2 separate regions of the Homo sapiens genome follow, and region 2 is linked to region 1. Evidence: read pairs that join two places in POLR2A ChIA-PET (ENCODE). Cell type or tissue: K562. All regions are shown on one strand. Links, peaks and the distances in the headings refer to the core of each region. The heading gives the core; the rest is flanking DNA. Region 1 holds the start of SNORA7A (small nucleolar RNA, H/ACA box 7A). Region 2 has its middle 9.5 kb from the start of CAND2.

The links. ChIA-PET counts read pairs that join two places held together with the same protein. Peaks named below come from ENCODE experiments on the same cell type or tissue, not always from the same donor. Only the 100,000 strongest peaks of a DNase experiment are listed, where the experiment ranks them.
Region 2: POLR2A ChIA-PET joins it to region 1 with 5 read pairs; 16 of 35 experiments call an interaction of 5 or more read pairs at or near these places.

Annotation. Positions count from the first base shown.
Region 1 is chr3:12,837,151-12,841,410 of GRCh38, reverse strand. RPL32 (ribosomal protein L32) reads left to right here. Exons shown (of 4, transcript NM_000994.4): 2 at 1,169-1,269; 3 at 1,881-2,062. The coding sequence starts at 1,174. It overlaps SNORA7A (small nucleolar RNA, H/ACA box 7A), which reads left to right and starts at 961; the gene lies at 961-1,099. RefSeq lists enhancers at 1-547, 548-1,486. In K562, for the core only: no CTCF peak of the experiment used is centred there; DNase peaks (open chromatin) are centred at 180 and 1,648; H3K4me3 peaks cover 3,507 bases.
Region 2 is chr3:12,784,933-12,789,449 of GRCh38, reverse strand. It overlaps the pseudogene KRT18P17. Among named protein-coding and RNA genes, the nearest start is that of CAND2, 9.5 kb to the left of the region's middle. In K562, for the core only: a CTCF peak has its summit at 1,918 (motif pointing left); a DNase peak (open chromatin) is centred at 1,889; H3K27me3 peaks cover 1,320 bases.

The DNA.
Region 1 (4,260 bases), core at 1-4,000:
CGCGGTAGTGTCTGTGGGTATTGTTATTGTCAGCTTACTGGAGCGTGTACAGGAACAGAACGAAGCCGCCGAGTTGATAGGGCTTTGCGTCCCAGAGCCTCCTGCCCTCCGCCTGTATTCAGAGCTGCGGGCTGCTTGTTTGTTCCTTGGCGGTGGAGGGTGCTAGTTGAGGCCAGACTTCGGGGTCTCCTGGGGGCCGTGGGACGACCAGGGGTGGCCCAGCTTGACAGCTTTCAGCTGGGATCTGTGGATCCCAGCGCTCACCAATGTCGGCCCACGTGTATTCGTTCATGCCATGGCCGGCTTCTTCCGCTGCAGTCTCTGGCCCGAGGGCTGCTGCTGCGGGACCGCCAAGGAAAGACGAGCTGTAGGTCGGCTGGTCCAGCTGCAGGCAGAAATTCTGGTAGTATCTCTGGGAATATGAAGATGCAACTGCCCCCACCTTGCCTTCGAGGATATCATGGGCCAGAAGGCAGAGTCGTTTTGAATACGTGGTTCATTGAGTACCCACTCTGGGCCAGTTGATGGCTGCGAAGAGAGCAGAAGGGGTGCTGCTGTAGGAAATCAATGGCTCGGAAGACCACACTGAGGAAGGTGTGAGTTGATACTGGAAGATCTCCAGGTTTGAGGCATCTTCAGAGGTATATGGTGGTTTTGTGTGTGTTGAGGGTGTGGTAGCGCAGCAGCTCCCTAGGGAATTAGAAGGTTTTATTGAACATTTACCCTGTGACAGGCACTGCAGGCATTCAGCGCGCAGTGTCATCTTCATTTTACAGGTGAGGAAAAGACTCAGGTTCAAGTAGATGGTCAAGGCCAGTACTACCGGAAGGACCATCTGGGGGTTCGGACACTGGTGGGGTGGGATTTGCTGCCCCTTGCAAATTGAGAGTGTCTTGGGGTCAGTTTTGATTTGCTCAGCTGTTGGCATTCTTTGGGCTCTGAGTGGGTGAGGTGACCCTTGACCTCCTGGGATCGCATCTGGAGAGTGCCTAGTATTCTGCCAGCTTCGGAAAGGGAGGGAAAGCAAGCCTGGCAGAGGCACCCATTCCATTCCCAGCTTGCTCCGTAGCTGGCGATTGGAAGACACTCTGCGACAGTGTTCAGTCCCTGGGCAGGAAAGCCTCCTTCCAGGATTCTTCCTCACCTGGGGCCGCTTCTTCCCCAAAAGGCATCATGGCCGCCCTCAGACCCCTTGTGAAGCCCAAGATCGTCAAAAAGAGAACCAAGAAGTTCATCCGGCACCAGTCAGACCGATATGTCAAAATTAAGGTATGTGGTCCTGGGATGGAAATGGGTGTGGGGTGAAGAAAAGAGTTTCCAACAGTTTCTGACATCACCTAGTCAGGATTATCTTTGACCGATGAACTGGCTTGTGGAAGAGCTTTCTGTAGAAATACAGGTCTCCCCCAGTGTGCCCTAGTGCTGGTACTTATGTCTCTTGATGTGTGAAGCGAAACTTTAATGAAAAGGGACATTTGGCCGTTTTGATGTGTTCAGAGGGCTTTGCATTTGTGTCCTGTATTTTGGGTTGCCTTGTGACAGCAGGATCCCTATTTTATAGACAAGAAAACTCAGGTGCTGAGAGCAGTGTCTGCAGCTGTGCTTGCCATCTCAGTATCTACACAGTCCCCTCGCATCCCATTGGTGCCTCCTCCATTGCTTGGGAGTGGCAATGGTGGGGGTGCCTTCATCCCTAGTGGCTAAAGCCACGAGCTCCTGGTTTTTCCCACCAAAAAAGTAAGGAAATAGTGAAGTCCTGTTACCAAAGGCAACTACTGTGTGGCATACTTCCTTTTCATTTGGTCCTTTTTTTCCCTCCCCAAAAGGAAGAGTTCGCACTCTGCACAGACGCTAACCCACCTGTGTATTATTTCCTTCAGCGTAACTGGCGGAAACCCAGAGGCATTGACAACAGGGTTCGTAGAAGATTCAAGGGCCAGATCTTGATGCCCAACATTGGTTATGGAAGCAACAAAAAAACAAAGCACATGCTGCCCAGTGGCTTCCGGAAGTTCCTGGTCCACAACGTCAAGGAGCTGGAAGTGCTGCTGATGTGCAACAAGTGAGTTGGGTCCCACCTCTAGTTTTCAGTGATCAGAAGTTTGCATCTGTGTGAGCACTTCTGGCAGGAACTCTACAAACTCTTGGGATGCATTTTGGCGGGGGGTGTTGTACATTCTCTGAGGGAATCAGAAGTTGTTCCTTGCAGGATTTTAGAGAATGCTTGTTGGGGAATTCAAGGTGTTTCCTTTGCTGAAGGAGGTGACTTGGTCTTCTAAGTGTAGAGACCCAAGACCAGGAAAAGACTGCTTTGTGAACACTGCAATAATAGCCACTTTCCACTACTACAATATCCTTTGGCTGTTGTTTCCAAAATGTTGCTTTCTTTATGAAGGTGTCAAGCAAAAGAGTTGAACTCTGAAATATTCGAAGAGATTTATTCTGAGCCAAATATGAGTTGACCATGGCCCGTGACACAGCCCTTGGGAGACCCTAAGAATATGTGTCCAAGGTGGGCGGGGAGCAGCTTGGTTTTACATATTTTAGGGAGACATGAGACATCAATCAAATACACATAAGGCATACATTGGTTTGGTCCAGAAAGGCGGCACTTCGAGGTTTTGGATAGATTTTCTGTTTCTCGTCGAGAATTGGTTATCACTAGAAAGGAATGTCTTGGCTACAGTAAGAGGTTGTGGAAACCAAGAGTGCCCTATTCAAGGAGGGAGTGCATTCAGATGGTTGCTGGGGGCCTTTGAATTTTATTTTTGGCTTACAAGCGGGAGAAGGTCAAACATGGACCTCAGACCTTAAGGGGCTCTTAAGTCTGTGCTGTGGTAAGGGGTATCTTCAGGGGCAGGAGGGCTCTGGAAAGTTTGCATTAGATGGAGAACAGGAGGAAACTTGGCAGGCAGAGAGTGCTTACACAAAGGTGTAGAGGTGAAAGCACATGGAGGGTTTGCAGGGCATTGGTTCCAGGTGGGTTTTATTGGTTTTTGTTTTTTAAGATGAAGTCTTGCTCTCTTGCCGGGGCTGGAGTGCAGTGGCATGACTTCGGCTCACTGCAACCTCCACCGCCCAGTTTCAGGCGTTTCTTCTGCCTCACCCTCCCAAGAGCTGGGATTACAGGCGTGCACCACCATTCCTGGCTAATTTTTGTATTTTTAGTACAGATGAGGTTTCACCATGTTGGCCAGGCTGGTTTTGAACTCATGACCTTAAGCGGTCTGCCTGCCTTAGCCTCCCAAAATGCTGGGATTACAGGCATGAGCTACTATGCCTGGCCTGGTTTGATTTTAGAGATAGACAGGCTCTGTGTTGCCCTGGCTACAGTGCAGTGGCTGTTCACAGCTGTGATCATGGCACACCGCAGCCCCAAACTCAAGGTGGGCTCAAGCTGTCTTCCTATCTCAGCCTTCCTGGTAGCTAGGACCACAGGCACACTCCACCACACCCAGCTAGTTCTAGGTGTTTTGAGTAAGTTAGACACTTGGTGAGCTTTGTGTATAAAAGACTCAGTGACCTGCTTAGATTAAAACTAGGGCAGTGGAATGAAAAATTCTCATGGGAAGTGACAGTTTATTTTCTTCACTTACTGGTAAATGAAAGCCAAAAAGCTGAATTTTCCTAAGTAAACTAGAAAGAACATGGAGTGTGTGTGACTAACTAGGATGTTTGTGTTTACGTTTACAAAGATAACTTTCACCTACAGTGGTTGTAGATACAAGTAATAAAAATGAACAAGACCAGTATTCTAACGTGGTTACCTTCCAAGATTGGAAATTTAACCAGGCGTTGAAATGCTGAAAATTTCTGTTAGAAAAGATGGGCGAAGGAATTAATGGTGGATACTGAAACCACAGTTGGCTGTATGAGTTGAACTGTAACAGGCAATACCTGTTGTATGGCCAACATGATTACTCAGTTGCAGTGCACATGTTGGCTGGTTGGCATATGCTCTGTAAGCGCAGCTTGGCAGTCTTTAAGATCCATAGAAATACTCTTTGACGTTTGATCTCTAAGTTCCATTTCTGGGCATTTGTCCTTAAGGAATGGAAAAGCAGGCAAACTAAAGCTAGTCATTGCAGCAATAACCCACTGGAAACAACTGAAAATATAATGAGAGAATTGTAGAGTGCTGGATAAAATGTTGTGGGTCCACTCAAAATGATTCGAGTGTTGTAGTGTGGAAAATGCCCAAGCCAGGGGGGACACATTTAAAATGGTGGGTACACTCTGATTGTGATTATCAAATATATA
Region 2 (4,517 bases), core at 277-4,276, 52 kb after region 1:
ATTTTATACTTTTTGTAAATTTGCATTTAAATTTTATTAACTTGAGAAATTGCACCGGATAAATATCTTGGAGGAGATTTTTTGAGATGACCAAAATATCCTATTTCTCCTCAAAATTCCACCTACTAATTTTAGCATCCATTGGTGGATCTTTCTTTTATGAGTATTACTGTCGAATGGTGATTTTCTATTTCCCTGTTTCTCTTTTTTTGAGACAGGGTCTTGCTCTGTTACCCAGGCTAGAGTGCAGTAATGCGATCTCAGTTCACTGTAGCCTCGACCTCCTGGGCTTAAGAGATCCTCCCACCTCAGCCTCCTAAGTAGCTGGGACTACAGGCTTGTGCCACCATGCCTGGCTAATTTTTGTATTTTTTGTAGAGATAGGGTTTCACTGTGTTGCCCAAGCTGGTCTCAAATGCCTGAGCTCAAGTGATCCTCCCATCTCAACCTCCCAAAATGCTGGGATTATAGGAGTGCACCATTGCATCCAGTCACCTTCTACATTTATTAAAATTCTTCTGGAAGGAAGATATGGTCATTTCTCCCCCATTTATTTATTTTTCAATTATTTATTTAAATCTGTGGTCTCTAGGCCAGGCACAGTGGCTCATGTCTGTAGTCCCAGCACTTTGGGAAGAGGTAGAGGCGGGAGGATCACTTGAGCTTAAGAGTTCAAGACCAGCCTGGGCAACATGACAAAACCCCATCTCTGTTAAAAAATAATAATAGGTTGTCGGCAAAGCTGAGTCCTGTCTTCTCGCCCTCCTCCCCGGACAGCGTGAGCTTCACCAGTCGCTCCACCTTCTCCACCAACTACTGGTCCCTGGGCTCTGTCCAGGTGCCAGCTATGGCGCCCAGCTGGTCAGCAGCATGGTCAGCGTCTCTGCAGTCGCTGGGGGCTCTGGTTCCCGGATCTCCGTGTCCCGCTCCACCAGCTTCCGGGGTGGCATGGGGTCCAGGGGCCTGGCCTCGGGGATGGCTGGGGGTCTGGCAGGAATGGGAGGCATCCAGAACAAGAAGGAGACCGTGCAAAGCCTGAACAACCACCTGGCCTCCTACCTGGACAGAGTGAGGAGCCTGGAGACCGAGAACTGGAGGCTGGAGAGCAAAATCTGGGAGCACCTGGAGAAGAAGGGACCCCAGGTCAGAGACTGGAGCCATTGCTTCAAGACCATCGAGGACCTGAGGGCTCAGATCTTCACAAATACTGTGGACAACGCCCGCATCGTTCTGCAGATCAACAATGCCCATCTTGCTGCTGATGACTTTAGAGTCAAGTATGAGACAGAGCTGGCCATGCGCCAGTCTGTGGAGAACGACACCATGGGCTCTGCAAGGTCATTGATGACACCAATGTCACTCAGCTGCAGCGAGAGACAGAGATTGAGGCTCTCAAGGAGGAGCTGCTCTTCACGAAGAAGAACCACGAAGAGGAAGTAAAAGGCCTACAAGCCCAGATTGCCAGCTCTGGGTTGACCGTGGAGGTAGATGCCCCCAAATCTCAGGACCTCACCAAGATCATGGCAGATATCCAAGCCCAATATGACAAGCTGGCTCAGAAGAACCAAGAGGAGCTGGACAAGTACTGGTCTCAGCAGATTGAGGAGAGCACCACAGTGGTCACCACGCAGTCCGTGGAGGTTGGAGCTGCTGAGATGATGCTCACAGAGCTGAGATGTACAGTCCAGTCCTTGGAGATCAAGCTGGACTCCGTGAGAAATCTGAAGCCCAGCTTGGAGAACAGCCTGAGGGAGGTGGAGGCCCGCTACACCCTGCAGATAGAGCAGCTCAGTGGGATCCTGCTGCACCTGGAGCTGGCACTGACTTGGGCAGAGGGACAGCCAGGCCCAGGATTACGAGACCCTGCTGAACATCAATGTCAAGCTGGAGGCTGAGATTGCCACCTACCGCCGCCTGCTGGAAGATGGCGAGGACTTCAATCTTGGTGATGCCCTGGACAGCAGCAACTCCATGCAAACCATCCAAAAACCACCACCCGCCGGATAGTGGATGGCAAAGTGGTGTCTGAGACCGATGACACCAAAGTTCTGAGACATTAAGCCAGCAGAAGCAGGGTACCCTTTGGGGAGCAGGAGGCCAATAAAAAGTTCAGAGGTATAATAATAATAATAATAATAATAATAATAATAATAATAATAATAATAAATTAAAAATCAATAAATAAACATATGGTCTCCTGTATATTCATTCTGTACTTTGGGTTACAATCCAATAACATACGATTTATTTTGTTGCTCAAATTGCTCTTGGTTTGCCCATTGAGAGCTCCTTCAAGTTGGCTTCTATGTTCCTTTGACAAGCTCCCGTTCTTTTTGGAGCATTTTCTTTCTTTCTTTTCTTTTCTTTTTTTCTTAATAACAAAAGATGTTCTAGGCTTATCTTATATTTTCCCTGTTCCAACCCTATAATCACCATCCACTTTTCTAAGGAGCACTGGTTCCTTTTATTGGAAAGTGGCACTTAGAAACCAAGATCTGGGTTCTGGCTTTGCTCATTGCTACTGAGATGTCATTTCTTCTAGGCCCTCTCAGAGGACAAAGCTATGAAATATGTATGTGTATACTAACTCTCACACACATACATCTCTATCTATAAAAAAAACCCCACAAGTTCATACTGATATCTCTGATTTCAACCCAACACCAAAGGTTCATTCTATCCTTCTATCTTTCCTATCTTTCCTTATTTGTAACTATTTTCTTTTTTTTCTTTTGAGACGGAGTCTCACTCTGTTGCCCAAGCTGGAGTGCAGTGGCACGATCTTGGCTCGCTGCAACCTCCGCCTCCCAAGTTCAAGAGATCCTCCCGCCTCAGCCCCCCAGTATGTGGGATTACAGGCACCTGCCACCACACCCAGCTAATTTTTGTATTTTTAGTAGAAGCAGGGTTTCGCCGTATTGGCCAGGCTGGTCTTGAACTCCTGACCTCAGGTGATCCACCCACCTCGGCCTCCCAAAGTGCTGGGATTACAGGCGTGAGCCACCTTGCCCAGCCATTTGTAACTATTTTCTTTGACAGTGATAAATCTTGTTCTCATTATCTATATTTATTTATTTGTTCAATCCTAGTATACATATACACTACTTGCAGAATTGCTAACCCACACCTCAGTGAGAAACAAATTTGCTAACTAGAGTACAGTATTTATATGGAGTTCTTTTTGTCTGTAGCCTTACAGAATACAGTTCAAATTCTATATTCCACAGTTACTTAAGTTAGGTCTTTTCTTTTCTGTCCCTTTGGTATGGTCTGTTATTCATTTGGAATACAGTTAGGTTTATTTGCTAGTGTTTGTATTCCATCTTGGGTTTCCCCAACAGTCTGGTTGGTTTTAATTGTTTCTTTATTTGGGGAGTATGTGAAATATTACTCTTGTTCCTGGAGTCAAACCTAAGCAAAAAGGTATACTCAGTAAAGTGTCACTTCCATACCTTCCTTCTTGTCACCCCAGTCCTACATACCCCCTGTAGGTAGCCAATCTCTTTAATTTCTGGTTTACCTTTGCTAGATTTCTTTTGCACATATGAGCAGAAATGTGTATCTTCCTATAACCTCTTCTTTCTTACGCGACCAGTAGCATGCCATGGATACGTTTTTGCACTTTGATTTATTTCCCCCTTAACTGTATATATGGAAATCACCCCATATCATCTCATAGAGATCTCATCCATTTTTACAGCTATATGGTACTCCATTGCTGGAGATGTCACAGTTTATTCAACCACTCTCCTATCTATGGACATTTAAGTTTTTTCCAATATTTTGTAATTATAAATAATGCTGCAACGAATAACCTTATAAATATGCATTTTCTTTCTTTTATTCTGAGACAGGGTCTCATTTTGTCACCCAGGCTGGAGTGAAGTGGCACGATCATTGCTCACTGCACACTTGACCTCCCAAGCAGTTCTCCCGCCTCAGCCTCCCAAAGTGCTGGGATTACAGGTGTGACCCACTGCACCCGGCCACGTATTTTTTATTTATCTTCAGGTAGATTCCAAGGAGAGGGATTACTGAGTCAAAAGGTAAATGCATTTGTAGCTTTCTTAGCTACTGTCAAATTCTCCTCCACAAGGGCTGCACCAGTTTGCATTCTCATCAGCAACGTAGGAAAATGTCTGTTGCCCCACAGCCTATGTGTTATGCAAATGCATGTGTTGTCATGCATTTTAGTCTTTGCCAATCTTATGGGTGAGAAACTGTATCTCGGTGTTGTTTTAATTTGCATTTCTCTAATTATGAGTTTGATTTTTTTCAAATGTATGGAGGCCCTTTTTATATCTTTTTGTGAATTATCTATTCATATCTTTCTCCCATTTTTCTATCCAGTTTTTAGTTCTTTGTTCCTCACATTTCTTAAAATAATCTTTTAATTTTAGAACAGTTTTAGAATTATGGAAAAATTGTGAACACAGTAGAAAGATTCCTATATCCTCACATCCAGTTCCCCATATTATTAACAATTTTACATTGACATGGTATATTTGTCACAATTA